4 separate regions of the Homo sapiens genome follow, and all the other regions are linked to region 3. A link is a loop called in an ENCODE intact Hi-C map of the cell type or tissue named here. Cell type or tissue: endothelial cell of umbilical vein. All regions are shown on one strand.

Region 1 (8,000 bases), 400 kb before region 3:
GATCTGCTTTAGGAAGGCCAGTCATAAAGCCACCCTCTTTGGGGAATGCACTCCAGAGCAGGGGAAGACTTCGACACTCTCACTTCAAAAAATCAAAAACAAATACAATGAAAAATAAAATAAAATAAAAACCTAAAGAAAAACAAGCAAAAAACCCCAGCCTGGGCAACATGGCGAAACCCTGTCTCTACAAAAGATGTAAACATTAGCCGGGCGTGATGGTGTGTGACCATAGTCCTAGCTACTCAGGAAGCTGAGCCCAGGAGGTCGAGGCTGCAGTGAGCCGAGATCGCCCCACTGCACTCCAGCCTAGGTGACAGAGCAAGACCCTGTACCAAAACCAATCAAACAAAAACAAAACAAAACAAACAAAAAGCCCCAACAACAACAAAGCAGACAACAAACTGAGAGTATGTATTGACTTTATGAGTCATGAGCAGAAACGTTCTTAGCAACTTCATTCATAATAACTCACTTATGGAAACAGTCCAAATGCCCACCATCTTCACATTGGATAAATAAAATTGTGTACAGTCTTATTTTATTTTATTTTTTTATTATATATATAGTCTTATATGGGATTATTATAACACTGATAATGAGCTTACTGCTGCAAACAGCATGGACGGATTTCACCGTCATCAATGTTGAGCAAATGCAGCCAGACACCAACGATCTGCATTCTATTGATTCCACATATGACATTCACACACGAGCCAAACTAATCTATGGTGACAGAAGTTAAAAATCCTGTCACTTGGGAGAAGGAGGTGCAGGTACTGACTTGCAAGGGACATGAGGAATTTTTTGTAATGCTGGAAATGTTCCTTTTCGATCTGGATGATAGGTACACACGTGTATTCAATTCCATGCGCACTTAAGATCTCTGTACATATGAAATCTTTACACAGTACAGATATATCTGTATGAAAATTGTTTCTTAAAACATGACTTTCTTAGTTGGAAAGGCTATTGTTTTAGATTTTACTGGTGTGTAACAAATTACCACACACTTAGTGTCTTAAGACAGCACAGATTTATTATCTCGCTTTTTGTGGAGTACAAGTTAGCAAGATCTTCTACTGATACCGCAGCAGGTGACATCACAATGTTGGCCATTGCTGCAGCCTCATCTGAGGCAGGGGGGTTCTCTTCCAGCCTCCCTGGTTGTTGACAAAATGCATTTCTTTGTGGCTGTGGGACTGAAATCTCCTGTTTGCTTGTTGGCTGTCAGCTGAGGGCCACTCTTGGCAACCAGAGGCCCCTTTCCTTGAGGCCAGCGGTGCACGGTGTTTCTGGAACTCCACCTTCTTTTAAAGGGCTCACCTGATTAAGTCAGGCCCACCCAGGATAATCTCCCTTTTGATTTATCAAAATCAACTGACCAGGAACCTCAATCACAGCTGCGCAATCCTTTGTTCCGTAAAATGTGGCATGGTTGTGGGAGTGACATGCCATCACGTTCACTCATAGGCAGGTGGTCTACAGGGCGTGTGCGCCGGGTGGGAATCTTAGGGGCCACCTTCGAGTTCTCTCTATGACAGTTTCAGGCCAGAGAACCAAATACGGTAGAGCCTCCCAGCAGAAACGCCTTTCCAAGTTCCTTACCTGTCTTTGTATTTGTAACTTGTTGAAAGAAGCCCCTGGGAGGGGATGAGGGGTCCTGTGCTTCCTCATTGCTGTGTGGCCACGCTGGCTTCCTGTGTCCACTTGGCATCCTCAGGCTAGGTGGGCATCCCGTTGTGTTGCAGAGTGATCGGGAGACAGAGGCCGCCTCTACCAGCGCTCAGCCCCCGAGGCGCTCCTGGAGCACGTGCCAGGCTCTGTTCGGTCCCCTCCAGCCTGTTCTTTCAGTTCCGGAGGATTTCCTATTTCTACGTTTAGACACTAAACCTTTTTCATTAACATGTGCTCACTGTGGAATAATTAGACACACCTAAGAAGAAAAAGTAGAGTAAATGAGCTTAAAGAACATAAAAAGCGTCCTCAACCATGCCACACATATTGCTATTATTTTGTTTTAGAGCTTTTAAGACTATTTTCATGGATACTTTAACTTATTTGTCTTATATTTATATATATATATTTTTGAGGCAGGGGTTGGGGGTGGTTTACGCAGTTTAGCCCAACCTGGGCTCAACCTCCTGTGCTCGATCCATCCTCCCGCCTCAGCCTCCTGAGTAGCTGGGATTACAGGCGTGTGCCACCCTACTCAGCTCGACAAGCTATGTTATTTACTTATTTACATTTACATATTTATTTATTTTTCAAACGGGGTCTTGCTCTGTCACCCAGGTTGGACTGTAGTGGCACAAACACAGCTCACTGCAGTCTCGACCTCCTGGGCTCCAGCGATTCTCCCACCTCAGGCTCCGGAGCAGCTAGAACCACGGGTGCGTACCACCACGCCTGGCTAATTTTGGTATTTTTTGTAGAGACGAGTTTCGCCATATTGCCCAGGTTGATCTCGAGCTCCTCTTGCCTAGGCCTCACAAACTGCTGGGATTGCAGGAGTGAGCCACCGCGCCTGGCCGAGCTCTTTTTTTGTTGTTTTTTGGTTTTTTTGTTTTGTTTTGTTTTGTTTTTGTTTTTGTTTTTGAGACGGAGTCTCGCTCTGTTGATCAGGCTGGAGTGCAGTGGTGCGATCTCAGCTCACTGCAAGCTCCGCCTCCCGGGTTCACGCCATTCTCCTGCCTCAGCCTCCCGAGTAGCTGGGACTAGAGGCGCCCGCCACCACGCCCGGCTCATTTTTTTGTGTTTTTAGTAGAGACGGGGTTTCACCGTGTTAGCCAGGATCGTCTCGATCTTCTGGCGTCATGATCCACCCGCCTCAGCCTCCCAAAGTGCTGGGATTACAGGCGTGAGCCACCGCGCCCGGCCCCGAGCTATGTTTTAATAAGAATACTTTGCATTGTGTTTTGTAACTTGCCTTTTAAAAAGTACTTAACTTCGCTGGAAAGATTCCATAGTAAAAAGAAAAAGAAAAAAATACTCAACAAAGGTACTGTGATGCCACTCATTCCTACATTTTATTTTTCGCCTTTATGAAATTGTAAACAAAGAGCCACAGGCCGCGCTGGGGTAGGGGAGGGGTCGCCCTTCAAAACGCCACCAGGGGACCCCATGGCCGTGTTTTTTGTTAACCGTTCACAGCTCCCTCTAGGAACCTTCAGATGCTCTATGATGAGTGCAGTTTTCCGCGACTCTTTCAAATTCTTGGGTCGCCGCCGCACACGTGACCGCTCGGGGGCGCTCAGGACTCCACCGCGGCGCGGCTCTGGTCCTGGCGGGGGCGCGATGCAGGCTCGGCGCTGTGCAGATCGCGCCGCCCAGGGTCCCTCGCCCCGGGATCTCGGCGCGCAGGTCTTGCAGCGCCAGACGCAGCGGAGCCCGGGCCCAGGGCTGCAGGAGGAGAGGGGACCTGGGCCCGCCGGAACTCCCTGTATACCACAACCAGACCGCAGCAGGATTGGTATCAGCGGGAAGAAGAAAACAGCCCACAACACCATTTTCATTGTTCCAGTGTTTGGAAGAACTCTAGATATCTAAGCAGCCACTGTTGTTGAACATTTAGACTCAGATTTTTTTTTTCCCCCCATTGCAAGATTATCCTTGTGGCTCAATCTCTGTATAACATCATAATGATTATATAGAGAAATAAATATCTAGTGTAGTTAATGGGCCAAAATTCTATATATTTTTTTCTTTTTTTGAGATGGAGTCTCGCTCTGTCGCCAGGCTGGAGTGCAATGGCGTGATCTCCGCTCACTGCAAGCTCCGCCTCCCAGGTTCAAGCGATTCTCCTGCCTCAGCCTCCCGAGGAGCTGGGACTACAGGCGCCCGCCACCGCGCCTGTGGTGTGTTTTTACGCCTGGTGTTTTTCACGCCTGGCTAATTTTTGTATTTTTAGTAGAGACGGGGTTTCACCGTGTTGGTCAGGCTGGTCTCGATCTCCTGACCTCGTGATCCGCCCGCCTCGGCCTCCCAAAGTGCTGGGATTACAGGCGTGAGCCCCCGCGCCCGGCCGGGATTATCGTGTTCTTGCGGCTGAGTGGTGCTCTGCTGCGCATCCACCTCGGTGCCTCCGCCCACTCCTGCACCGACGGCCGCTGCCTTTGCTCGCAGATCTGGGCTATTGTGAACAGCGCTGCGGTAAACGTGGCGGCACAGACATCTCTCGGGCAAACCGAGGATGCGATACGGATACTTCCTCCGTCATTTCCACTCCCCTTTCTCCAGGCCCTGAAGCTCCGTCTCCACGCCCGAACTCGTGGCCTCCCATTCCCCAGGCAGCTTCTCCCGAATGTCCCCTCTCAGAAACCGGTGCCAGCGCGTCCCCGCTGTGCCACCCCCAAGCCCACTGCCAACCCCGCACAGTTCCGCGTCCGCCGTCTCCTCTCCCTGCGGTCGCTGCCACACCCTCTCGTCCGGTCTCCCATGCCCCCTTATGCTACCGCGTCGGGCATGAAAACTTCCTTTTCTTTCTTTTCTTCTTTTTGTTCAAGACGTTTCCCTCTGTCACCTAGGCCGGAGCGCAGTGCTGCGATCACGGCTCACTGCAGCCTCCACCTCCTAGGCTCAAATGAGTCTCTTACCTCAGCCTCCCAAGTAGCTGGGACTACAGGCATATGCCACCACACCTGGCTGATTTTTATTCTTCTATGTTTCAGTAGAAATGGGGTCTCCGTACGTTGTACAGGCTGGTCTGCAACTGCTGGGTTCCGGCGATCCTCCTGCCTCAGCGTTCCAAGTCTGGTAGTTCCTTTTCTTATGTGCTCAGCCCCATTAGCCAAGCTTAAAGGGACACATGGACAAAGCTCAGGATTATAATCAGAAATAGAACAGGGCTGGGTGCGTCGGCTCACACCTGAAGTCCCAGAACTTTTGGGAGGGAGAGGTGGGTGGATTGATTGAGTCCAGGTGTTTGAGACCAGCCTGGGCAACATAATGAGACCTTGTTTCTATTTATAAAAACGACAACAACAGGAGAGACACTTGCCACGGGTGACAGGAGACCAGGAGAAAACCAGAAGGAGAATGTGGAGTCCCAGCATCCGCTGTCCTGAGAGCCTGAGGGCCTCCTCCAGGAACTGCACCTTCGCAGGGACCCGGCACTTCGCACTCTCTCCCCGGACACCGCGGGCGGATGTGTGCACAGACTTAAGGCCCCCAAACCCTCTTTTAGTGGATGCTGTGGATGATTTCTCATCTTAGTGCACACTCTCATAAAACACCCGCTCACTAAGATGAAGACGTTCTTAGTTATGCTCGTAGCACAGTCATGCCCACCTCATGCAAGTCACATCTGCAGACTTAGTCCCTGATTGCACGTCTACCTATGCTGCCACTTGACCTAATTATAGGCCACAGTCAGAAGGAACCTCTTGCTGTTGGCGCCATCTCCTGCCTGTAGGCGGAGGTGAAGGCCTGGCCCCGAGAAGGCCGAAAGATTCCCTTTCCTAGGAGGCGGGGATAACAGGGGATCTGTGAATCTGGGTGGGAACAATAGCAGAACTCATGTTTTTCCTAATCACGAACTGAAAGAGGGTTTTCCATTCAGAAAGGAGGCTGCAATCCACAGTAGAATTAACACGACCTTTATTGCTAATGGAAATCACAGATGCGGCTGAGGCGGGAGGATCGCAGGAGCCCCAGAGGTGGAGGCTGCAGCGAGCCAAGGTTGTGCCACTGCACTCCAGCCTGGGCAGCAGAGGCAGACTCTGTCTCATACACCAGCAAAACACAAAGAAATCACAGGTCCTTTCATATCACATGTCAAATCATAGTTCTTGTAGGCACTTTGAAATATCACTTATGCTCATTAGTACTTAAAAATTATGGTAATTGTCCTGGCAGTGTGACTCACAGCTGTAATTCCAGCTATTTGGGAGGCCAAGGTATTTGAATCGCTTGAGGCCAGGAGTTTGAGACCAGCAAGGGCAACATAGGGAGACCCCATCTCTACAAAAAATGCAAAATATTAGCCAGAAATGGTGGCATGCACCTGTAGCCCCAAGTACTTGAGAGGCTGAGGTGGGAGGATCCCTTCAGCCCAGGAGGTCATGGCTGCAGTGAGCTAGGTTCTTCCCACTGCTCTCCAGCCTTAGCAACAGAGCAAGACCCTGTCTCAAAAAACCAAAACCAAAAACAAACAGAAAGAAAGCATTATTCTGAGAAGGAGTCCATAACTTTCACCAGACTGGTAGTCCATGGCCACCCATCTTTAAAAGGGCTCAGACTCGGCTGGGCGTGGTGGCTCACACCTGTAATCTCAGCACTTTGGGAGGCTGAGGCAGGTGGATCACTGGAGGTTAGGAGTTCAAGACCAGCCTGACCAACATGGTGAAACCCCGTCTCTACTAAAAATACAAAAAATTAGCCAGGCATGGTGATGGGTGCCTGTAATCCCAGCTACTCAGGAGGCTGAGGCAGGAGAATCACTTGAACCTGGGAGACAGAGGTTGCAGTGAGCTGAGATGATGCCACTGCACTCCAGCCTGGGCAAAAAGAGTGAAACCCTGTCTCAAAAAAAAAAAAAAAAAAGCCTCAGAGTCTTGCAAATAGTACAAAAGAGTTGTGGGTCAAAGGTGGAACATGAAGTCCCCCTTTGATAAATGAGTGAGTGACTTTCGGAGAACCAAAAGCCCCACAGATCCAAGAGTAGTCAAGTAGGGCTGCTAGAAGAGCCCCATGCTTGTGAGTCAGGAGGGAGGTGCTGGTGGCCTCATCCAGGGCACTGTCAGGGGACAGGTTGGTGACAGCTGAGGTGCCACCTGGGACTGGCCAGGGCCAGAGGTGATTGAACTTTTGCAACGGATGTCCCCAGCTGAGAGTGAGGACTGTGCAGGGTTGGCTTGTTGAATCAATGAAGGATTATTACCAATCATATATTTTCTTTCCATTCATTCATTCATTTATTTATGTGCCTAACTCCTGTCCCACATCCTGTCTAGGTGCTAAGGGGACAAAGGTTCCTGGCCTCAGCACACTCTCAGATTCACAGGGAGACAGAACTGAGACTGAGAGCTGGTTCCTCTCCCTCTCTCGTGGGGATACAGTGAGAAGGCAGCTGGGCAGAAATCAGGAAGAGGATCCTTACCAAGAACTGCAGTGTGCTGCACCCTGATCTAGACTTCCAGCCTGCGAAACTGTGAGAAATCAATGTCATTGTTTGAGCAGCCTGGCATATGGTATTGTGTTACAGCAACCCGAACCAAGACAAAGGTTCTCAGCTGGGGAGACAGAAACTCATCTGGAGCCTGCACTCCCCCTGGGGAGGGGAAGATGCCTGTCGACCTGGACAGAGGGCCTGGACAGAGGCAGCCCTGGGCTGAGTTGGCCCTTGCTTGCCGCTTCTCCTTGGGAGCACTGGGACAGGATCCCAGAAGGTTCCAGAATGCATGTCAAGCAAGCAGCAGTCCCTGTGGAGTTTGGGGTAACATGCACAGAGGAAGAAATGGCGGAAAAGCAGCATCAGGATGGCTTTAGGGCAGGGAGCTGCTGGAAGGTGGCAGACAGAGTGAGCAGGGGCAGGAGATGGGCCAGCGAGGCACCCGCTGACATGGAAGTGCCGTCATGCGCTGCACAGCAACCTTCCAGGCAAGGAGGGACACGTGCATGACAGTGGTCCCATGACTATGATGGAGCTGAAGAATTCCTATGGCCTAGGGATGTCATAGCCGTGGTACTGTCGTAGCACAGACGTCACTCGTGGGAGCGATGGGCTATGCCACCCAGCCTAGGGGTAAATGAGGTGCACCTTCCAAGAGCCACCTAATCACCATTTCCCAGAATGCATCCTTGTTGTTAAGGGGCCCGTGACTGTATGTCTTGGGAAGCAACACGTGACTGTTGTCCCGCCCTGCACTGACTGCCCAGCGAGCGCTCAGAATGCATTAGATATGGGGTGGACAGAGGAGGAGGACAGCACCAGCACCCAGACAGCAACTTCCCTTGGAATCACCATTTCCTGAACCAGGGGATCTCCCCAGCCACCCACA
Region 2 (8,000 bases), 270 kb before region 3:
CCTAAAGAACAATGAGCCATCACTTATCCCCACTGATTGGCAAACTTGGAATGCTGGTTCACATGAGATGTGGGCACATGGAATCTCACTGCATGGCTGGTGGCAGGATAACGACACTGCCTTCCTGGGATCCCACTATCCCCTTAGTGGACATACCCACCATGGGCCAGCAGTCCCCCTCCTAGTTATATACCCCAGAGAAATCTCCACACAGCGCCGTAAGGCAACACGTTTGAGACTATGCATTCAGTGTTGTTGTGGAGTTAGAGGCAGCCTGGATACCTTCTCCAGGAGGGTGGCTGGCTAAAACGAAGCACTCTGCAGTAAGGAGGAAAAACAGACTGAATGCACACGAGTGGCAGCGATGGATATTAAAGCATGATGATGCATACGGGAAAAGCAAGGAACATCACAGAACCATAAATGTCACTTACATGAACTAAGATGCATATGCATACATCGATATTCACATTTTGCAAGAATATATACAAAATATATACATTAGACTGTCTGCATTATGGGTGAATAGAGGGAGGTATGCAGAGAAGTATTTACATGTACAGCAACACACTCATGCCAGAACCATGAGTCTGAGTCTTGGAGGATGGGCACCAGGAGTCGAGGTAACTCTGATATGTAACCAGGATTGGAACTAGTGGTTTGCAGTACACTTAGTCCTCAGGACAGAGTATGACCTCTACCCAGTGACATAGATTAACACATGCTGTGTGAGGCCACGGAATGCAACCAGAATGAAGCCTGATTGGTTAATCAGGTGAGTTGGACTGGGGTGCTCAGATATAAATGAGGAGGAGTCAGAGAGAGATGGGTTCCACTCACCAGCCTGGCCTTCAGCCCGTCTCCAGTCTGAAGCAACCAAGGGAAAACAGGAAATTAGCACATCAGGACCCCAAGCTTCCCTGCTCACACATCACATCTTGCACCCACCCTGTCCCGCACCCCCCACCACCCACATAGCCAGCAGGGGTCCTGCCTGGGCATCATACCTGGTTGGGAGATGAGAAGAAGATATATGGGGAATCAGATGCAAAATGATGAATGAGGAGAAATAGTTCTTTTTTTTTTTGAGACAGAGTCTCGCTCTGTCGCCCAGGCTGGAGTGCAGTGGCGCCATCTCGGCTCACTGCAAGCTCCGCTTCCCGGGTTCACGCCCTTCTCCTGCCTCAGCCTCCCATGTAGCTGGGACTACAGGCACATGCCGCCACGCCGGGCTAATTTTTTGTATTTTTAGAAGAGACGGGGTTTCACTGTGTTAGCCAGGCTGGTCTCGATCTCCTGACCTCGTGATCCACCCGCCTCGGCCTCCCAAAGTACTGGGATTACAGGTGTGAGCCACTGGACCCGGCCCTGAGGAGAAATAGTTCTAAGAGGGGTCACTTACCAAGCTCTGTCTGAAGCTTTTCTGCAAGCAGAACACACAAAGAAAACTTCAGCCTGCAGGTGGGTGGAACCATCTTCCCAAGACAGGCCACTGGGAAGAGCTTCCTTAGTCTTAAGCCACTGCTAATCACAGCTTCATTTTTTTTTTTTTACAGCTTCCTCTTTGCCCCTTCATTGCCCTCAAAAAGAGGCCCATCTGCAGGACTCTTATGCCTCATCCTATCTTAGCTCAAAGGTGGAAATCTGCACACAGCCTAGAAGGGATACCAGATCTTAGTACTGACAGGCCTCTTCCCAGGGTTGGGGTTGTTCCTTCTGCCTGAAATCACAAGCTTCCTGGGGCGGAGCTCCCGCCTAAGTGCAGGCACTGAGGGCCGCCTACGTGAGCCTCACGGTCACTCACCGGGTGCGTTATCTGAAGGACTGGAAGGACATCACACCCAATTATTTCCCCAAATAATTACCAAGGACTCCAACATTTTGCTACTAAAAATGCATTCCTTTGATCTGTCCACCCAATGTCAAGCTCTTTCAAAAGTAAATGCTCCTGGGAGAGGCATTCATGCTATAGTGTTATGACTTACAATTCAGACTATAGCCTTAATGACTTATTAGGGCTATGTTTTTCTCATTCCCCTTGAAGGGCGAGGTAGACTGCCAGACAAGCTTTCCCAACCTTACAGTTTCATCTGAATTGCCCCCCCAACCCCAACACCATGATGGCCTTTTCCTCCATTCCCCCTCCCTTGGGTTCACTCTCTCTTCCTCTCTACAGAGACACATCCCATGGTTTCACGTCTCTGAGTCCCTCTGGGGAGAAAAGTGGATCTGAGAAATTATTTCCATTTTGGTGCAAATTAAAGGTGCCACCCTTCCTAGTGCCATTTGCATTAAAAAGAAAAGGATATTTTAAGAAGATGAACCGGAGACAGTAAACGTTTTATGATGAATTTTAACTGAATTGTCTAATTTGCAGGGGAGGAGCTGGCAGGGTCTGTGCAGAGGGTCTCGGGCAGCTGCACGGTGGCAGGCAGCCATCCTTTCAGCCCCTTAGCAAGGGAAGAGGTGGAGGCTCACAGGGATGGTTTAGAATTAGATAGTTGCCAGCCGCTGTCCAAAGGGAGCCCCTCCTCCCACTGCACAGGCACAGGGTCCGGCTGACAGGCAGCACTGTGGCCCCGCACCCAGAACTTACCCAGCTCTGCAGTGAGTTTCTCTAGAGAAAAAAAAAAAAAAAAGATGAAGAAAAGGGGAAAGACTCTCAGGTTGGGGAATGAGGCAGACAGAACAGATGGGTGAACACTGAGGCCTCACCTCCGATGCGGCACTCCCACCCGCGGTGGTCTGCGGGCCCAGGCTGGGCTGGAAGTGAGGCTCCAGGCAGGGGATGGGGAAGTGCGCACCCTTGGCTGCCCTTCTGCATAGGAGGGTGACCCAGCGCCCTCCCTCCTGCTAGTGTGAAAATCAGGGTCGGAGCCTCCCAAATCTATTAGCTCGGCGGAAACGTTAAGCCCCGGACACTGCCTCACGTAACTGGGCTGTTTTCTCGGTGCCTGACCGCCGCTTCCTGACCCTGTGCGGAGATGTTGCGCATCCGCCCGACTCCCTGTGCGCTATGAAAACCTGGACGAGGTGGCGCTGGCAGCAGAGACCCTGGTCACCGCTCCCTCTGTACAGTGTGATGTGAAGCTCCGAGGGCGTAACGACAGCAGCCGGTCAACCCTGACATCTGTGCACTAGCCTCCGTGGAAAATGCAGCCGTTCCGCACCTCCGCTTTTGTCCATATGAACGATCTTCCCCCTTCCCCACCGGGGTCACCGATCCCCGTTCCCCGGTGGCCGCCCTGACACCTCGCGCTGGAATAAACCCTCGTAACGGGACCCACAGCCTTTAGATGACGGCGGGTTTTGGCACTTGGGCAGGTGCGTGCAGAACGCCCTGTCCCCGCTCACCTTGTCTCTTCTCCGCCTGCTTCCTCAGCTTTTCTGAAGGGAAACGGGAGCGGAGAGGGCTGAGTGCGCGCCCCCGCCCCTTCCAGGCCGCCTTCCCGCGCCGCGTCCTGGGGGGAGGCGCCTCCGCGGCCCCGGGGTTCAGCACCGGCCGGTGCCCCTCCCCGCCCCGCCGCCCGCGCCGGTACCTCGGCTTCTCCGCTGCTTCCGGAGGACGCCCAGCGCCAGCGCCGCGAGGACCAACAGCAGCGGCAGGGTCGCGACGAACGCGCTCTTCCACGCAGAGGCTCCGGGTACGAACACGTCTGGAAAACACCCGCGGGGGCCGTGTCGGTCCAGGCGCCGCTGAGCACCGAGAGGCGAGACCGGCCTGCCCGCCGCGTGCCGGGAAACCTCCCGCGGGACCTTCTCCGGGCGCCACCGCAGCCGCCTGGGAAACGGGCGTGGAGCGGGAGCGCGCGCGGCGGAGGGGGCGGGGGCGCGCGCGGCGGAGGGGGCGGGGGCGCGCCGCGGGGCGTGCGGGAGGGAACCGCGCCCCAGCCCGGCTCGAGGCTTCTGCGGCCGCAGCGCCGCCCTCGCCCCGCGTCTTCCCGCCCTCGCCCCGCGTCCGCAGGCGGGAGGGTCCCAGGGGCTTGGCTGGCGGCGGATGTCCGGGGAGCTCCTGCTCGCACCCGCGCCGTCTGGTCCGCAAGTCGTCTCCTCGCTTGTTTGCAAACATCCGGCTTCTCCCTCGGTTCTTACCACGCTTTTGGAAGAAGTGAGAACCGAACCACGTGCGCGCGGCCTCGCAGCTCCCACGTCCCTCCCGGCTCCCCAGGGAGGACCCGCCCGCAGGCAGGACGTGGCCGGGGGCAGCGCCGACAGCACCAGCGGCGCAGGGACGCGCAGAACCCACCGGCCCTTCGCAAACCCTGTGGCGGTTGAATAGAGTAACTTTCTGTCTGTGTCATCTAGTTATTAGAAAATGGTGCTTTTATCTCAGATCTTTAAAAAATGTTCTTTTTATTGTAGTAAAATATACGTAACAACCTTTCCCATCTTAACCATTTTTAAGTGTACAGTTCAGGGGCATTAAGTGCATTCACCATGTCGTGTGCAACCATCACCCCCGCCCATCTCCAGAAGTTTCTTCATCTTTCAAAACTGAAACTCTGTACTTATTAAACAGTAATTCCTCTTCCCACGCCCAAGCCCCTGGCGCCCTCCGTATACTCTCCATCCCTGTGGACTTGACTCCTCTAGGTAATCCCACATCCGTGGAATCAGACGGCATTTGTTCTGTGTGTCTGGCTTATAAGTGACATCAGTGGACTGTGGTTTTTAATTTTGTTTTTCTAGCAGTGCATTTTTATTGTATGGTACAAAAACACTGGGTCACAATGGATTGGTCCTCACAACAGATGGTGTCTGAAGCAATGGCCTGGGGTCAAGGGCAAGGGCTCAGGGCGGACTGTCTCTCTGACCTGTGACCCTCCCCCTCGACCCTCTGGCCTCCTCGCTGTTCTGCCAGCAGCCGGCAGTTTCCCTCTCAGGCCCCTGGCTTTGCCCTTCCCGCCACCAGAATGCCTTCCCAAAGGTATCCATGTGAGTCACGCCCTCTGTAGAGGGGTCCGCGCATGCAAACATTTACCCATCTAAAAATTTTTATATAAACTTGTTTCATAATAAATATCAATAATATAAATTAAGATTTATATTAAAAGCTAAAAAGAAAATATTGGGTTTTTCCTGGTGCAAAAAGAGAGACTCTTTCCTCTTCCCCTCTCTTAGTTCATTTTCCTTAGAAAATATATCAGTTCTTTCTTTACAACCCAATAATGTTTTCCTTAAGGGCCACTTGTTTGAAATGTAAACATAAAAGAGAGAGCACTGCCGTGGAGATCCCTGTCTCATGGGAGTTTAGCTTAGCTGCGTGGCTCCAAGTTGTATGCCCTAGACGTATCACATGCTTGATTTTTCCTTTGGTTAAAGACAGTTGGCTCACACAGATGGCCATCCCAATTCCCACGGAATTTAGAACTGCTGTGGTAAGCGGTGTTGCCAGGTCCTCCTACTTGCAGACAAGTTATCATTTATCTTGAGAACATGTGTGCATTGGCTTGTATCTGACTGACTATATCAAAGGGGGAGTTTTTTTCTGTTATAATAAAATAGCTTTTGATTTGGACTCGTGTGAAAAGTGGCCCGTATGTTGGGTTTGTCCTTAAAATGTAAAACAATTAGAACCATGAACTTGAAACCCTTCAGTGGCTGCCTCATAATAAGACTTTAATAATGACCTTGCCTTCAGCTCACTGCCTACACGCCCACTTCCTGGACGTGCCTTTTGTAATCTGTGGACATGCCTCACTGCTTTCAGCCTGCTTCATTTTTCTCTACGGCACCTACCACCTTCTTCTTGTTTTTTTTTTTTTTGTTTTTTTTTTGAGACGGATTCTCGCTCTGTTGCCCAGGCTGGAGTGCAGATCTCGGCTCACTGCAACCTCTGCCCCCCGGTTCAAGCGATTCTCCTGCCTCAGCCTCCCGAGTAGCTGGGATTACAGGCGCCTGCCACTATGCCGGGCTAATTTTTGTAATTTTAGTAGAGATGGGGATTCACCATCTTGGCCAGGCTGGTCTTGAACTCCTGACCTCATGATCCACCCGCCTTGGCCTCCCAAAGTGCTGGGATTACAGGCGTGAGCCACTGCACCCGGCTGCACCTACCACCTTCTAACGTGATGTGACAGGATGCACTTCTTTTGCTTATTGTCTGTATCCCCCACTGGCATGGGGACCTGAGGGTAGGGACTGGGGTCACGTTGTGGAAACTCAATACATACTGTTTGAGAGACAGCATTACGAATCTATTGGCTCCCATGATGCCTCTGATGAGCAGAGTTGATGGGTTTTAGTGTATGGCCTTAGGCACAGAAAGGCGGGCTCTCTGGGGCCTCTCTCACTGACTGTTTGGGTTCTCAGTAGCGTTCTTAGTGTGTTCCTAATATCCAAGGTGCTGACTTTTCAGGTGTCAAGGCCAACACACCCTATATGCAGACAGGCGCAGTACCATTGTGTCTTTATAGACTGCCTTTGGGCCAATGTGTATGTACACATGAGGACTAGGAAGATGGGTGTGAGCTAACAGCCACTGACCTGCTATCTGGACCACCAACTCTTTCTTCTGGCTCAAGAGGAGATTCTGGATGGAGACGGACACATTGCTGAGGGCTCCCGCTCGGACAACCACAGATGTTTCCAGACTGAACAGGTCCTGGGCATCCCAGACGATGGCTTCAAACTCTGGAGGCAGGCACTGTCCCTGGTGGTCTCTCCACTGAACCTTAGGCTTGGGGTACCAGCCACTGGATCTGAGCCTCAGCTGAATGCCTCCTTCCTTGAAGCCCTCAAGGGAGAGGTGAGGGTCTGAGCCCAGCCCTGGTGGAGGCAGGAGGAGTGGGAAAGGTCAGGCTTCTTCTGAGAAATCACGCATAACATTCCTGCCACTGTTCAGCATTTGCAGTCACCATAAAGCATCATGAAGTGTGACTGCTATTAAGACGTGTGTGGGCTTGGCGCTCCCCGCCCATGGACGGGAAATGACAGTCTAAATCAGTGGTAGCATGTGGGGACAGTAATGCCCCTGAGGGACATTTGGAAATGTGAAGGGGGTCATTGGGTGGGGAAGGGCTCCTGGCATTTAATCATGTTAGGCAAGGGACAGTTTCCCTAGAATGAAGAATAGCAGCACCCTAAATTCTAATAATTAGAGTTGTGACTCTTCTCCTTCTCTTGAATTCCCCCAGAGCTCTAGTGCCTGCATTATACACACTCCCTTATCTCTCCATCCTTGTGGAACTAGCATTATATTTTGAGTATGCAAAACATTAATGTGGCATAAATGCCAATGCTGTACAGAAATGTGTATCAGGAAAAAAGCGCCATCCTTCCCGTCATCACACCTCACCCTCAGCGGCCAATCTCATCAGCTTCTAGTTTATCCTTCCTATGTTCCCTTTTGCAATGTTTCTCCTTCTTTCTTACAAAGCAAGTGTATGTTATCGAACCTTGCATCTTACTTTTCTCTCTTAACAATACTAGAAATCACTCTGCATCCATTCAGAGACCACCTCATCATTGTTTCAGATGCATAATACAGATTACTCCATTGGGTGGATAGAGCATACTCAGCTTTTATGCTTGGACATTTAGGTGGTTTCCACTATTTTGCAATTGTTTTTAAAAAGCTTTACAAAGATTAAACTCATACATATGCTTTTTTCATATTGGAGGTATCGGAGGTGGAGTAAGTTCCTGGAGGTGGGATTGCTGTGTCAGAGGGTAGCCACACAGCTAGTCCTCTTAAGTATTACCAAATTTCCCTGTCCGGGAGCTTTCCAACTTTGAATTCCACTAACATAGTATAAGACAGCTTTCTTCTCCATAGCTCCATTAACAGTACATGGAAGAGCTTTTGAAATTTTGCTAGTCTGACAGTTAAAAAAAAATTGCATTTTGACATAGCTTTGATTTGCCTTTCTCTCACTATGAGTAATTTTGTTACTCAATATATTATATATTATATATATTATATAATATATATTATTTTTATATTATATATATTTATATATCATATATATGATATATTATATAACTAATATAATTATATA
Region 3 (8,000 bases):
GGAAGCAGGCACACAGAGGTGAAGTTGCCCAAGGTCACACAGATGGTTGAGGGAGAGCCGGATTGGAATGAACTCTGTGCTGTTAGCCACTGTGTGAGGCTGGACTGTTCCATTCCAGCCTTTACGGCCTCTTCCAGGCCATTCCCCAGCTGCACTTGGATTCTCAGGCCAGGCACCGGCGGTCTCCTGTGAGGGTGGAGAGGAAGAGGGGGCTGCGTGGCTCGGGGAGGTCCAGGAGAGATGGCGGGAGGAGTAGAGTTTGGGGCCTGCGGTGCCAGAGGACCCCCTTACAAGACGAAAGACTGGGTTCTCAGGCTCCTGAAGCAAGGAGCACCTTCAGGGGTCTCCTGGTATTCACCCATCAAGGCTTGCTCAGGTGGCATGCGTGTGTGCGTGGCGGCTGCCCCCGGGCCCGGAAGCGCCTGTGGATACCAAAGCAAGTGGAAATGCCAGATGGAAAAGCCCCGTGTTAGTCAATGCTGTAGAGTTCAGCCAGCCTCGAGTTTGCAGGTTTACAGAGCTGCCTTGCGCCTGGCTGCTGCTGCTGCTGCATTCCTGCTTCTGCCTCCAGCTGTGACCACCTCCTGCCACTCCTGCTCTCACTGTGGGTTCCTGCTCACTCTGTCTCCAGGACAGACTGCCTTCCGGGCAGCCTTCCCTCCTCAAGCCTCTTGGCCTTTGCAATCCTCTTACCTGGGTCACTGGTGGGATCTCATTTGTGGATCAAGTCGCCCCCAGTGGAGACAAATGTCTGATGGAGTCTGGCCAAGGCCCTCCTGAGCCTTCACTGGGCCCTGCATGAGAAGCCTGCCAAGGCTGAGGGGCCAGGGAAACGGAGACGAAGCCCTCAGAGCAGGCCAAGAGGGTGGGAGGTGGGGGGCATTTAGAGGGTTAGATACAGAGCACCCCTTTACAAATACCAGCTACTGGCTTTTCGTATTACATGTTCATTTTAGATACAACATACTGCACACGCTCCCTTAACGTGTGTTTACGCGTGGGTGGTGTATCCTTCCAGACGTCTTCCTCACATCTATACATAATATGCATAGATAAAACATTTACCACCAAAACCCATAGTGTTATGTACATATTTGTCTGGCTGTGTAACTTTAAATAACATACAAATGTATAGAACAGAAGCTTGCCCTCTTTCTGAAATATCTAACGTGGGATTTCAGGCTTTCTGATGAGACCTCTGTAGAGGTCAGTGTTTTGCCACCAGAGGTCCTTCAGCCTCCATCTGTTCTCCCACCTACCCACATTCTGGCCCCTGGCAATTCACAGGGAGTTTAGGAAGTAGACACCAGGGCCCTATTTCCTGGAGACCAGCCTGGTGGCCGATGTCATAGAGTGCGGTGGGCCTGGGCCGGCCCTGCTCTGGGCCCGTGACCTGCGTGTCTGACTCGGGTCCAGCTGTTCTTCCTGCCAGAGCCTCTTCCTGTGAGGCGGGGGTAACACAACCTTCTGTGGTGGCTGTGGGATTAATCCGTATGGCTGCATTGTGAGTAAAGCCTGGTGGAAATCTCTGTCTCCACTGCTTTCCTTTTCCTGCTGTTCACCTTGGCTCCCTCGACACTTAATCCCCCTCCACATGTGTCTGGAGCGGGCAGAGCGGGGGCAGTTGATAGAAAGGGGGCCGGGTAGTGCCAAGGCTGTTACTTTCCCCCACTGCCTCCCTTGGCTAACTTGAAGTCTGACCCTTTATACCAGAACTGTAAGACAGTGTGTCAGAATGGATTCAGTTGCAGAGCAGGAAGCCTGGATCCCAGCGCCGGACGGAAATGAGAGGTCGATGGTGCAGGCTGGTGTGGGGGTTCCTCCACCGTCAGGGCCCAGGCTCCTTCTCAGGTCTCAGTCTCACTCTTCTTAGCACGAGGTCAGGTCTCATTCCTTGGCTGCGGGAGCTCCAGCCAGCACACGTTTTAGGAAGAAGGAGGAAGGAAGAAGGTAAAGGGTGGATGGCAGCTGCCTCCTCCTCTCTTGGAAGCTCACAGAGCGCTGGGTCACAATTCCCTGGGTAGAACTGGATCACACAGGCACCCCTGTCAGCAAAAGAGGCTGGAAAAAGTATTTCTGAAGCTGAATCAAATTAAGATTCCTGTTACTAAGAAGGGAGTGATTGTATGGGCGACTACAGGGACCACGGCCATACACGGTGCCTGGAAGACCAAGCTTGTGACAGTGACGAGGATTTGGAGAGGGCAGGGTGATGGGGAGCTTTGGGGGGAGTGCATTAGGAACCCTGACCTGGAGAGGGGCAGAATGAAACCTGCGGGCCCCTAACCCTAGTGGGTTGTTTGAGAAACCTGTCCTACTGTGGCAGGGGGCTGAGTCTTCTCAGGGTCATGCATGAAAACTGAAATTCCTGAAGGCCACACACAGCCCCGGAAGTGCTGACTGACAAGGGCACATGCCAGTGATGCAGTTTTCTTTTTTGTCTTCACTTTTGTTGTTCCGCCGTCTTCAACACATGGCTCCCAGCTCACAGCAAATGCTGCCCTGGTTCAGCTACCAGGAAGCAGGAGAGGGGAAGGGAGGGCAAGCCTCATTCTTTATGGAACAAAAGCAGTGGGCAGACAGCCTTCCCTCACGTTCCACTCACTGGAATGTGGTCTGGCTGCCTTCCCTGCAGGAGGTGGGATGCACCCTCAGTGCAGCAGCCCTGCCCCAGCCAAAAACGTCTCAGCACAGCTGTAAGAAGAGGAAGATGGCTAGAGACAGGCAGCCTTCCCTGCAAGGGCAATGAGGCAAGCCTGCCAAAAGCCTCCTTTGGAAATACTGTTTGATTACTTTTCAGAGTTTCTATTTAGGAAAAGGGCAAAACCTTTCAGGATCAGGAGTAGGTGAGCGGCGATCAGGCCTCACTCTTCACCGAGGGCCTTCCCTGAGGAGGGGCCTGCAGGACGCTGGCAGCGGAATGGGGCTGTGTGGCTGCTAGATTAGGTCATGGCAGGGAGACAGCCTCTTCCTGGTTCTTGCTAGAACAGGCACACTTGGGGCCTTGAGCTCCAGGGAGTTCATGGAAGACATCTGACTACCCTGAGCCCCTTGCTGGAGGGTTCTGGGGAGTGGCCCACGGCCACCGTCACCCATGGCCACCGTCACCCACAGGGGCCGTGAGGACATCCCTGGCCAGCATCTAACACAACCACATGGGATGCCCTAAGCAACTACTGCCCAGCCGAGGGCTGCCTGAATTTCTGACTCACAAATGGTGGGCAATGTGAAACGGGTATTTTAAGCTGCTGAGTTCTGCGGGAGTTTGCTGAGCAACAGTAGAAACCAGAACTCTCGGATACTGTGTTCTGTCCTTGAAACGGTGGAAGATTTTATGTGACCAGAATGGAATGTTTGAACAAATATTTTGAGAATAGAATTTTAAAACATTTACTCATCAGCATCCAAGGGTGGGGAGCAGTGTCATCTAGGAGACTGGTTCTATTATTTACGTAGATGTTCTTGAATTAAAGGATGGGAATATTTTTTCCTTCCAAAACTTTTTTTCAATTTTATATTCTGTTTTTCAAGTTTTTATTATGAAAATATTCAAACTCACAGGGAAGTTGAAAGACTAATACAAAGAAGAACCATACTCTTTCCACTGACATGATCCAACGAGGAATATTTTGCCACACGGCAAATATATACCGTATAATTTTCTGTACCACTTGATAGAAAGGTAAAGAATGAATATTGTTTTTTAAATAACTTTTTTCGTATATAAGTAATATGTGCTTATCGTGTAACTACCTAAAAACATTGAAAAATAAAAGGAAAATAAAATTCATACATAACCGCCCTGCCCAGATTAACTATCTTTGGTTCTTGGCTTGCTGAGCAAGCTTCTGACCTGAACTTGGTCTTCATTGGGCACGGCTGCCCTCTACTGACAGCTGGGAGTCCTCGGCCTCCTTATGAATGAATCAAGCCAGTTGGTTCTGAAACTGCAGAACAGAGCCTGATGGCCTCATACCTGGGTTTTTAAAAATCAAAATCTGGCCGGGTGCGGTGGCTCTCGCCTGTAATCCCAGCACTTTGGGAGGCTGAGGTGGGTGGATCACGAGGTCAGGAGATCGAGACCATCCTGGCTAACACGGTGAAACCCCGTCTCTACTAAAAATACAAAAAATTAGCTGGTCGTGGTGAAGGGCGCCTGTAGTCCCAGCTACTCGGGGGGCTGAGGCAGGAGAATGGGTGAACCCGGGAGGCGGAGCTTGCAGTGAGCCGAGATCACACCGCTGCACTCCAGCCTGGGAGACAGTGCGAGACTCCTCTCAAAAAAAAAAAATCAAAATCTTGGGTGAGGCCTCACCTGAAATATCAAGTGTGACTTCCCTGTCCTTGTCATATTGCTCCCTTGAATTGGAGCCTGCCCTGATGCCCGCCTGGCTCCAGGCCAAGCCCTAGCAGTTCTCCACCCCAGTTAGACAGCATGCAGCTGTGGTTCCAACGCCCCTCCCTCAGCTGAACCGATGCCCCTGATTCTCCCTAAATTCTCCTTTGTCCTTCAGTTCATCTTTCTTGTCCTTTTGCTCCAATCACATAGTGTGAGGGAAGACTCTCCTGAAACCATGTTTTCCCTCCGCTCTCACACTGCAACAATCATCTACACAGAAGAAGACTTCTGTGACCAAACGTGTGGGGACCTCTCCCCACTCCCAAGCGGTGGACGTCAGCCAGGTGTCCTCCAATCAGTTCCAACCCTGTCTACCTGGAGATAGTGCCAGATCCCACAGGTTGAGGGCTCCATCCCCAAGACTCATCCTTGCCCCACCCCACCAATCGAATGTTGGGGCCTCCAGAACTTCTGACCAACTGGGTTCAAGTTGGGGTTCCCACAACCCCCTCTTTGAGTTTGATTAATCTGGGGGAGTTGCTCACAGAGAATCAGTTTACTAAGAAGGATATTTTAAAGGATATGGATAATTAGCCAGACGAAGAGGTACATAGGGTGAGGCCTGGAAGCACAGGAGCTTCTGTTGCCGTGGAGCTGGGGTGCCCCACCCTCCCGGCATGTGGACGAGTTCTTCACCCTCCTGTCGGCCTCCACGTGTTCGGCCCAGTCCCCTTGGTTTTTTATGGAAGCTTCATGACTTTAGCATTCCTTCCCCCAGGGTATAGGATGGGACCCTCTCATGGGAGGGCCTTGAGTCCTGCCTCAGGGCAGTGGAAGGTCAGAGTCCTGCCCCTGAGGCCTGACTCACCCAACACTGTAACAAAAGACTGTAACAAGGGCTGTGGGAATTATGAGCCAGGAACCCTGGGTTGAAAACCAATACATAAACCAATATACGTACACATATTGTGAAGAGAAAATACAACTTGGGACCTCAAAATCACTAAGCCGAAGGGACAGATCAAGCTGGGAACTGTGTCACACAAACCTGCCTTCCATTCACAAATAAAAAAGCTACATGCCTCCCTCACAATTTGCCCTTGTGGGCAAGATCTTTACCCTAAAAGTGTTCTGTTGAATTCCACCCTGACAATGTAAATTGATAGTCTATCTTCGCAGTGATGGGACAAAGGAAAGAACTCAGCCATTTCTTTGCTCACCTGAGACAAATGCATATGTGATTGCTTCCTCTGCCCTACTTTATCTTATGTGAAAGTGCAGATTCACCCCAGCTAGCTGACTATTCCTTTGCCTCCCTTACATGTGGACGGCTGATCAAAGGCTCAAAAGAAGGCAACCACTTGCCTTTTATCTACCCACACCTTTTAAAAATGTCTTCCTCTTTCTGCAATACCTGCCCTTTTTCCTTTAAATATTGAAGCCCTCAAAATCATCTTTGGAGAAAGGCACAGACTTGGGTCCTGGGTGCATGTCCTTAACATTGGCAAAATAAACTTCTAAATTGACTGAGCTCTGTCTCAGATACTGTTTGGTTTACATGGTAACCATGAAGGGATTCTGAGTGGAGCTACCCCTGACCTTTGGCAAATCTCCTACGGGTACTTGGTGCCAGCTTGAGCTACCTTTATTGCTCAAATCAGTTGGACAATTTGCTGAGCCCTGGGAGCTCCTGTCTCCAGAGAATCCCTGATCTTCCAAAATCTGGTTGAGGTTTAAGGATTATTCTGCTGTGAAACTCTTTTTCTGGAGTTTTATTCACTTTCAACAAGGAGGGAGAGTTTTCCTGCTTCCATGATAATGGGGTGCAGGCAACTCCTTTGTGGAATTTCAGCCCACTTCCAACAGGGAAAGCAAGTTTGAGTTTTTTCCTACTTCTAGGATAGTAGTGTAGCAGGACCAGCCGCAGACAAAACTCCTCAGACACCGAGTTAAAGAAGGAAGGGGTTTATTCAGCCAGGAGCATTGGCAAGACTCCTGTCTGAAGAGCTGAGCTCCCCTAGTGAGCAATTCTTGTCCCTTTTAAGGGCTCACAACTCTAAGGGGGTCCACGTGAGAGGGTCGTGATCGATTGTGCAACCAGCGGGTACACGACTGGGGGCTGCATGCACCGGTAATCAGATTGGAACAGAACAGGACAAGGGTTTTCACAGTGCTTTTCCATACAATGTCTGGAATCTACAGATAACATAATCGAGTAGGCCGGGGCTCGATCTTTAACTACCAGGCCCGGGGTGTGGCGCCGGGCTGTCTGCTTGTGGATTTCATTTCTGCCTTTTCATTTTTACTTCTTCTTTCTTTGGAGGCAGAAATTGGGCATGAGACAATATGAGGGGTGGTCTTCTCCCTCAGTAGAGCACAGTCTTTAGCCAGGTCTCATTCCTAGGTAAGTAGCTGAATGGGGGTTTTGTCTTGGAAATTCTCCTTAATCACTAAAGTTAAGATGAACAACCAGTTGGTCTTAATTCCTCCTTACCATTAGAGTGCTCAGTAATAATATAAATTGTGTGATCATTTGTTTGTTTTGATTAACTGCTTTTTAAAAATTTGTTAGTTTCTGTTTTTGTTGTTTTGGTCTCTTTCCCATTAGGTTTGACCAACTCTACCCGACTTGATCAAATCCAGAGAAAAGTTCCAAATTATGGGGAACAAGGCCTCTGGATTGGCTAAATTCCCTCAGCTGAAAAAAAGGAAAAAGAAAAAATGGCCAGCAACAAGGAATGTGGGAGTTACCAACCAGCAACCATGGATGAAAGCCAGTACATGCATCTCTATGTCATAACAGCACACACACCTTGTCCTGTTGTACTTTCCACCTCCTGGGGTCTCTGGGGCATTTCATTTTACTCTTGCTCTTTTTTCAAGCTATCAATTTACGCCTCATTGCAAATAGCATATTCATGTATCCATATTTGTATAAGGAAGCCTCTATCATTTTTTTCTTTTTCTTTTTTTTTTTTTTTTGAGATGGAGTCTTGCTCTGTCACCCAGGCTAGAGTGCAGGTGGTGCGATCTCAGCTCACTGCAACCTCCACCTCCCGGGTTCAAACGATTCTCCTGCCTCAGCTTCCTGAATAGCTGGGATTACAGGCATGTGCCACCAAGACTGGCTAATTTTTGTATTTTTAGTAGAGATGGGGTTTCACTATGTTAGCCAGGCTAGTCTCAAACTCCTGACCTCAGGTGATCCACCCACCTTGGCCTCCTTAAGTGCTGAGATTACAGGCATGAGCCACTGCACCCGGCCTACCATTTTCATAAAAAGGATATACTTTGTTTCTCCTTCACAAAATTTGGGGCAATGAGAAAGATCCCAGTCATCTCTCTCTCTCTCTCTCTCTCTCATTTTCTTTTTTTAGACAGTGTCCTTCTCTGTCACCCAGGCTGGAGTGCAGTGGCACAGTCTCGGCTCACTGCAGCCTAAACCTCTGGGGCTCCAATGATTCTCCCACTTCAGCTTCCTGAGTAGCTGGGACCACAGGTGCATACCACCGTGCCTGGCTAATTTTTTAAAAAAAACTTGTAGAGACCAGGTCTTGCTATGTTGCTCAGGCTGGTCCCAAACTTCTAGGCTCCAGCGATCTTCCTGTGTCAGCCTCCCACAGTGCTGGTATTACAGGCGTGAGCCACCGTGCCCAGCACC
Region 4 (8,000 bases), 300 kb before region 3:
GGTGTGTTTCAAAATGGCTACATTTCCCCTCCCCCTACTGTAATTAGGAGGGGATTATTCTGGGATCTTCACGGAGAACCTGGCAGAGCTGGAGGTGAAATGCATTACGGTGTAGGGCCCCCTATGACTGAGGCCCCCTGGAGATTTCAACTCTCAGACTCGTCTACAGGGAACCTCCAGCAATTCTTCAGCTACTGTTCCGTCTTCCTGCCGTGGCTTTGGCGCCCATGAGTTTCTGCTCTGGTAAGTCGTGATTCTTTGTGTCTGCCTGTCTGCCTCTCATACTTGGGAGGCAGTGCTTTGCCCTGTGACCTCATTTCTCTGGATCTAAGAAGAGTTGTTGGTTTTTTCAGTCTGTTCAGCTTTTTACGTGTTGTTAGGACCAAGTGACGACTTCCAGGCTCCTTCTGTGGTGGGCCAGAAACTGGAAGTCTGACCACAGGCACTTTCCCTAGTTGGGGCAAGGTCTCAGCACCAAGGGACAGACCTCAGGAGGGCCAGGGGTGGGGTGAGCAGGGCCCTGAGATGATGGGAGCATTGGGTGGACCTACCTCCCTCATGCCAGAGCTTTAACAGGTTTCGTTGGCACAGATGTGTGGGGAGGGGCACACGAGAGGGTTTTTCATATTTTTTGGCAGTTTTTACAAGTAGGCCTCCCATGCCCTCGTCTATCTCCTTCTCCATGCAACAACCCTGGAGAAGTTTGTTATGAGGGAGGGTTCTTGTCTTCCCTTTTACACTCATATCCCAAGCTCCAGCCCTGTGCCTGATGTGGAGGAGGAAATAGATGTCAGGTGAGCTATGATGCCAACGCTGGAATATATAACCAAAAAATATGTTGGAAAACTAGAAACAAGAACACGCAGGATCCTAGAATAAGAAAGCATAGCTTGGGCACGGTGGCTCATGCTTGTAATTTCAACACTTTGGGAGGTTGAAGTGGGTGGGTCGTTTGAGCCCAGGAGTTCAAGACCAACCTGGGCAACATGGCAAAACCTCGTCTTTACAAAAACTACAAAAATTGGCCAGGTGTGGTGGCACATGCCTGTAGTCCCAATACTCGGGGGTGCTGAGGTGGGAGGATCATGTGAGCCCAGAAGGCAAAGGCTGCAGTGAGCTGTGATCATACCACTGCACTCCAACCCGGGTGACAGAGACCCCGTCTCGAAAATAATAATAATAAAGCATTGTTGGATTCTTGCCAGAGGCTGCCTGCAACACACCTGTAACTGCAAATTTTAACATGTAGTGAAATCTCATTGTTTTAACTTGCAGTTCTCTAATACTGAACGATACCATTATCATTCATTATATAATACTGAGTGACGCCATTATCATTCATTATATAATACTGAGTGACGCCATTATCATTCATTATATAATACTGAGTGACGCCGTTATCATTCATTATATAATACTGAGTGACGCCGTTATCATTCATTATATAATACTGAGTGACGCCGTTATCATTCATTATATAATACTGAGTGACGCCGTTATCATTCATTATATAATACTGAGTGACGCCGTTATCATTCATTATATAATACTGAGTGACGCCGTTATCATTCATTATATAATACTGAGTGACGCCGTTATCATTCATTATATAATACTGAGTGACGCCGTTATCATTCATTATATAATACTGAGTGACGCCGTTATCATTCATTATATAATACTGAGTGACGCCGTTATCATTCATTATATAATACTGAGTGACGCCGTTATCATTCATTATATAATACTGAGTGATAGCATTATCATTCATTATATAATACTGAGTGATGCCATTATCATTCATTATATAATACTGAGTGATGCCGTTATCATTCATTATATAATACTGAGTGATGCCGTTATCATTCATTATATAATACTGAGTGATGCCGTTATCATTCATTATATAATACTGAGTGACGCCGTTATCATTCATTATATAATACTGAGTGACGCCGTTATCATTCATTATATAATAGTGACGCCGTTATCATTCATTATATAATACTGAGTGACGCCGTTATCATTCATTATATAATACTGAGTGACGCCGTTATCATTCATTATATAATACTGAGTGACGCCGTTATCATTCATTATATAATACTGAGTGACGCCGTTATCATTCATTATATAATACTGAGTGACGCCGTTATCATTCATTATATAATACTGAGTGACGCCGTTATCATTCATTATATAATACTGAGTGACGCCGTTATCATTCATTATATAATACTGAGTGACGCCGTTATCATTCATTATATAATACTGAGTGACGCCGTTATCATTCATTATATAATACTGAGTGACGCCGTTATCATTCATTATATAATACTGAGTGACGCCGTTATCATTCATTATATAATACTGAGTGACGCCGTTATCATTCATTATATAATACTGAGTGACGCCGTTATCATTCATTATATAATACTGAGTGACGCCGTTATCATTCATTATATAATACTGAGTGACGCCGTTATCATTCATTATATAATACTGAGTGATAGCATTATCATTCATTATATAATACTGAGTGATGCCGTTATCATTCATTATATAATACTGAGTGATGCCGTTATCATTCATTATATAATACTGAGTGATGCCGTTATCATTCATTATATAATACTGAGTGATGCCGTTATCATTCATTATATAATACTGAGTGATGCCGTTATCATTCATTATATAATACTGAGTGACGCCGTTATCATTCATTATATAATAGTGACGCCGTTATCATTCATTATATAATACTGAGTGACGCCGTTATCATTCATTATATAATACTGAGTGACGCCGTTATCATTCATTATATAATACTGAGTGACGCCGTTATCATTCATTATATAATACTGAGTGACGCCGTTATCATTCATTATATAATACTGAGTGACGCCGTTATCATTCATTATATAATACTGAGTGACGCCGTTATCATTCATTATATAATACTGAGTGACGCCGTTATCATTCATTATATAATACTGAGTGACGCCGTTATCATTCATTATATAATACTGAGTGACGCCGTTATCATTCATTATATAATACTGAGTGACGCCGTTATCATTCATTATATAATACTGAGTGACGCCGTTATCATTCATTATATAATACTGAGTGACGCCGTTATCATTCATTATATAATACTGAGTGACGCCGTTATCATTCATTATATAATACTGAGTGACGCCGTTATCATTCATTATATAATACTGAGTGACGCCGTTATCATTCATTATATAATACTGAGTGACGCCGTTATCATTCATTATATAATACTGAGTGACGCCGTTATCATTCATTATATAATACTGAGTGACGCCGTTATCATTCATTATATAATACTGAGTGACGCCGTTATCATTCATTATATAATACTGAGTGACGCCGTTATCATTCATTATATAATACTGAGTGACGCCGTTATCATTCATTATATAATACTGAGTGACGCCGTTATCATTCATTATATAATACTGAGTGACGCCGTTATCATTCATTATATAATACTGAGTGACGCCGTTATCATTCATTATATAATACTGAGTGACGCCGTTATCATTCATTATATAATACTGAGTGACGCCGTTATCATTCATTATATAATACTGAGTGACGCCGTTATCATTCATTATATAATACTGAGTGACGCCGTTATCATTCATTATATAATACTGAGTGACGCCGTTATCATTCATTATATAATACTGAGTGACGCCGTTATCATTATATAATACTGAGTGATAGCATTATCATTCATTATATAATACTGAGTGACGCCGTTATCATTCATTATATAATACTGAGTGACGCCGTTATCATTCATTATATAATACTGAGTGACGCCGTTATCATTCATTATATAATACTGAGTGACGCCGTTATCATTCATTATATAATACTGAGTGACGCCGTTATCATTCATTATATAATACTGAGTGACGCCGTTATCATTCATTATATAATACTGAGTGACGCCGTTATCATTCATTATATAATACTGAGTGACGCCGTTATCATTCATTATATAATACTGAGTGACGCCGTTATCATTCATTATATAATACTGAGTGACGCCGTTATCATTCATTATATAATACTGAGTGACGCCGTTATCATTCATTATATAATACTGAGTGATGCCGTTATCATTCATTATATAATACTGAGTGATAGCATTATCATTCATTATATAATACTGAGTGATGCCGTTATCATTCATTATATAATACTGAGTGATGCCATTATCATTCATTATATAATACTGAGTGATACAAGTTGGGTCTGTTCCTTGTTGCGGTGAGGAAGAACTCGCCCCATGGGAACTGTGGGTCATCTCCGTAAGAGAGCGTTAGAGGACACTGAGCATGGGGTTAGCACTCTTGTTAGTGATCTTGGGGAGCATTGAAGGACGCAGAGCTTTGCTTAGGTTGCCCGCTCCTGAGAAGCAGGGCTGATTCTACAATGGCTGTGGCGATAAGTCCCGTCCAGCAGGGGCAGACCAGAGCCATTCACATTAGCCAGGGGAGGGATTTGCGGTATTAATATTCTTGTGGCTAGCACAGTGACCTTGTTTCTGTCGGTGCTCAGAAAAGATTACAGATTATCTTGTTTTTTCCTCATTTCATCACAATTACAGAGTGGCATTGTCTGGTGTTTGGTGCGCTCCTGTGGAGCGTTTTATGTTCCTAGTGGAAAGCCTGGCTGAGAGCTCCAGGCCAGGTTTGAATTGTCAGGGGTGCTTTTCTCTTTTCCAGTATTTTTCAGCATGATGAATAATAAAATAATGTGCTTACTATTTAGAGAAGAAGCAGCCCTCTTCATTTTTATTTTTCAGAGACAAAGTCTCACTATATTGCCCACACGGGTCTCAAACTCCTGGCTGTAAGTGGTTCTCCTGCCTCAGCCTCCCAAGTAGCTGGGACTCCGGGGGATTTCTAGTGTGCTACCAAGCCCAGATAATTTTTTTTTTAATGTGTTGTAGAGATAGGGATGGGGTGGGGGCCGTCTCCTTACGTTGCCCAGGCTAGTCTTGAACCCCTGGCCTCCAGCAATCTTTCTGCCTTGGCCTCCCAAAGTGAGATTTCAAGTGTGAGCCAATGCACCCAGCCAGAAACAGACCTCTTATAAAAAATAAAGAATTTGTAGTAAGCAAATAAGCTGAGGCCTATGTTCACCTTCAGTTGATAGGTGAAGATCATTCTAAGTGAATGATCTAAAAGGTCATTTCTAAATTAACGAAGAAATCACAAAGATTGGTACTTGAACATAATATCTGTTTATCAAAATACCAGTGCATCAAACGGAGAGAAAAGCCCAGTCATCACACATTACGTCAAGTAAGAGCTAAGGGAAGTACAAAACCACGTTCTTCTGTCTTGTGACCTCTTCCCAGCACCCGCGGCCAGTTTCTTGTCCTTGGCCTTCAGCCCTCACATCTCCTCAAGGCTTCTACTTGGTGATATCCATCCCACCCTCCTGCTGTCCCTGCTCCTGCTCTCTTTGTAATCGGCCCACACTGCTCCAACAGCACAGACCTCATCCTGCATTCTGGGTACACACTCCAGGGCCGAGTCTCCCTTGCCTTTATCTTACCTTCCACTTACTGGACGCAGAGCTCTACTGCCGCTGCTGACTAGCAGGGGCAGTGGGCATCTTTCTCAGCTCTTTTTCTTGGGGCAGAAAAATCTCCAATGGAGGGGAGGGAAGAAAAGGGGAAGGGAGAGTCTGTTCCCTGGGGTTTGACACCCAACAGTTCTCTGACCTCAAGCCCATCGTCTGGCCCTGGCAGCTCCTGAGATTTTCTGATTCTTGTTCTGAAACTCCATACAGCAGATTTAACAATAGATAAGTAAATACTAGCCCTTAGCACTGATCCCCCAGGACCGACACGGGCAGGAGTCCTTGTAGCTCAAAGAGCAGCAGCTGGCGGGGGCGCTGAGTAAGGCCGTTTTGGAGTGGAAGACTGGATTTGGAAGTCAGGGAGCCTCGTGTTGCATTGCAGCTGGAAAACAGGTGCAAATGGAGAACTGAGTGGGCTGAAAGAAGCAATAATCTGCTCCAGAAAAGTGATGGGAGGATCAGGTGCCACTCACTGAGTCTTCACTGGGAGGCACACAATATCCTCACTAGCACATAATGCCAGAGACCGTGGCTCCACATCCGGACCTCTGTCGAGCAGGGCTGCCCTTTGGCCTTGTTCTTTCTTCCCTGTCTACACTCCCGCACTTCCCCCCGCTGCCCCCAGCTCCCCAGAACTGTGAGGAAATGTGCAGTGGTGATGACTCTCAGCCCCTCTCTTCTCCCTGCAGCTTCTAACAGAGTCCACCTGAGTCAGACTCACCCAGGCCCTGTTACACTTGCGGGTTCCAGGACTCCACCGCAGACCGCCTGAATAAGTATCTGGGGTGCAGCCTGGGATCTGTGTTTATGACAAGATCTCACGTGATATCTAAGTGTGAAGACCAGGCTTGAGTGCCGCCTGCTGCTGGGGCTTCCCAAGCTGTGCCCACCCTGGCTGTTCCCACCCGCCACCTGTCCTGGAGCCTTGCCTACTGAATTTCTTGCCGTCTTTCTGTGGCTGGAGCTCCTTGACAGCAGCTTTGTCTTGGTGCCCAGTGCCTGGAACTCAGTGGGCCCTGAGTTAATGTTTGCCTTTCCTGCCTGTGTGTGGGGGAGGTGGGGGAGTGAGCTGGTGGGGGAGCACAGGTAGCTGTATTTTTGTGACTGGTCAACTCACACAGTGGCTCAGCGCCCTGCTGGAGGGGGCCCATCCCGCTCCACAGTCTGGAGGAGATGCCGAGCCTGCAAATAAAACATGTCAGTGACAGCCCTTGGGGCGGGACAGGGCCCCATTTGAAAGCAGAAACAGAATCCCTGGTGAAAGTGGTTTAAATTGGAGAAGAACGTGCTGGGATTCAGTATAGAGTTCCACGTGGCTGTAAAACCAGCTGAACATCCTCAGGGTGGCAAGAAGGCAGTAGAATGGCGCCCAGAGTAGCATTTGAGTACACGTTCCACTTGAGCCAAGGGACAGGGCTTTTGCTGTGCTCAAACAGAATTCTCCAACTCCCCAGTGTAAATCTGGGCAGCACTGACCAGCGCGCATCCTGAATGGTTTTGGGATGAGGTGATGGCCATTCTGCTTTATTCTACAGAGGCTTAAGGTGTCAGGGATCCCACAAGCTCTAAGGGTACATCAAAGTGGATTTAGCCTGAGGTGGGCTGGGAGACCAGGTGGGAGCTAGTGCTGCAATCCAGGTGCAAATGATGGTGTCTTGGACCCGGTGATAAGAAGTGGCCTCCTGAACTCATTTGGAGGGTAAAGCTGGCAGAATTTGCTGACAGTCTAGATTGGGGTGTGACAAAGGCGTTAAGGGTGATACCAGGGCCGTGTGTGTCCTGAGCAATGGGAAGAATGACGTGCGTTACCGTTACCCACAAGGGTGAGGAGCGGGCGGGCTGGGGGAGGGAGCAGCAGGGGCCTCTTGTGTGCGGGTTAGGCTTGCAACGCCGCTTAGACATACTAGTTTCTCTTGCCACCCTCTCCAAGCCACTACCCCCTGTTGCCAAGCCTGAGAAATGACCTAACCCATCTCCCCACACTCAATTTTTTACATCCAGCCCGTCCGTGTTCTAACTTCTGTATTCTGAAAGAGTGCTCAAAAGTCAAAGTCTGATTTGAACTGCGGGTGTGGCCAGTCTTCCATGGTCTCCTGTTGCCCTTGAGGGAATGCCTGGCTTCCTTCGTGTGGTTCACAGACCTTCGTAGTCCAGCCTTGCTGTGACTTCAGCTTCTTTCTGCATTTCCTGCCTCCCCGGCACTGATTGCATTTCCCTGTCCCTGGCGCTTTCTCCACATTGAGCTAACTCCTCGTTCTTCAGGCCTCTCGTCCTCCCAGGACCCTCTCTGTCCCCACTCGGTCCCCCGCTCAGGTAGGGATCCTGTCGCGTTGTGCACCCTTCACCCCCCCGGTTCCGAGCCCGCA

Evidence for each region. Peaks named below come from ENCODE experiments on the same cell type or tissue, not always from the same donor. Only the 100,000 strongest peaks of a DNase experiment are listed, where the experiment ranks them.
Region 1: it touches region 3 in a loop (10-fold over the local background); 19 of 110 quality-filtered maps call a loop at or near these places.
Region 2: a loop joins it to region 3, with 2.9 times the contacts of the local background. A loop is called at or near these places in 15 of 110 quality-filtered maps.
Region 4: it touches region 3 in a loop (2.3-fold over the local background); 3 of 110 quality-filtered maps call a loop at or near these places.

Annotation. Positions count from the first base shown.
Region 1 is chr5:181,179,515-181,187,514 of GRCh38, reverse strand. No RefSeq gene overlaps it. Among named protein-coding and RNA genes, the nearest start is that of TRL-AAG2-1, 4.2 kb to the left of the region's middle. RefSeq lists an enhancer at 2,603-3,103 and silencers at 2,670-3,337, 3,291-3,500. In endothelial cell of umbilical vein, CTCF peaks have their summits at 3,171 and 5,403 (motif pointing left); DNase peaks (open chromatin) are centred at 3,204 and 5,374; H3K4me3 peaks cover 932 bases; H3K27ac peaks cover 926 bases; H3K27me3 peaks cover 382 bases.
Region 2 is chr5:181,048,856-181,056,855 of GRCh38, reverse strand. It overlaps BTNL9 (butyrophilin like 9), which reads right to left. Exons shown (of 11, transcript NM_152547.5): 4 at 6,487-6,768; 5 at 3,540-3,656; 6 at 3,355-3,387; 7 at 2,597-2,617; 8 at 1,403-1,423; 9 at 841-867. Among named protein-coding and RNA genes, the nearest start is that of MIR8089, 9.4 kb to the right of the region's middle. RefSeq lists an enhancer at 2,882-3,446. In endothelial cell of umbilical vein, no CTCF peak of the experiment used is centred here; no DNase peak of the experiment used is centred here; H3K4me3 peaks cover 1,012 bases; H3K27me3 peaks cover 1,882 bases.
Region 3 is chr5:180,780,579-180,788,578 of GRCh38, reverse strand. It overlaps MGAT1 (alpha-1,3-mannosyl-glycoprotein 2-beta-N-acetylglucosaminyltransferase), which reads left to right. Exons shown (of 2, transcript NM_002406.4): 2 at 1-3,799. Among named protein-coding and RNA genes, the nearest start is that of MGAT1, 18 kb to the left of the region's middle. RefSeq lists enhancers at 1,722-2,632, 2,633-3,544. In endothelial cell of umbilical vein, a CTCF peak has its summit at 3,878 (motif pointing left); DNase peaks (open chromatin) are centred at 1,868, 2,548, 2,978 and 3,868; H3K27ac peaks cover 2,510 bases.
Region 4 is chr5:181,084,958-181,092,957 of GRCh38, reverse strand. No RefSeq gene overlaps it. Among named protein-coding and RNA genes, the nearest start is that of TRV-CAC1-2, 8.1 kb to the left of the region's middle. In endothelial cell of umbilical vein, a CTCF peak has its summit at 4,526; no DNase peak of the experiment used is centred here; H3K27me3 peaks cover 185 bases.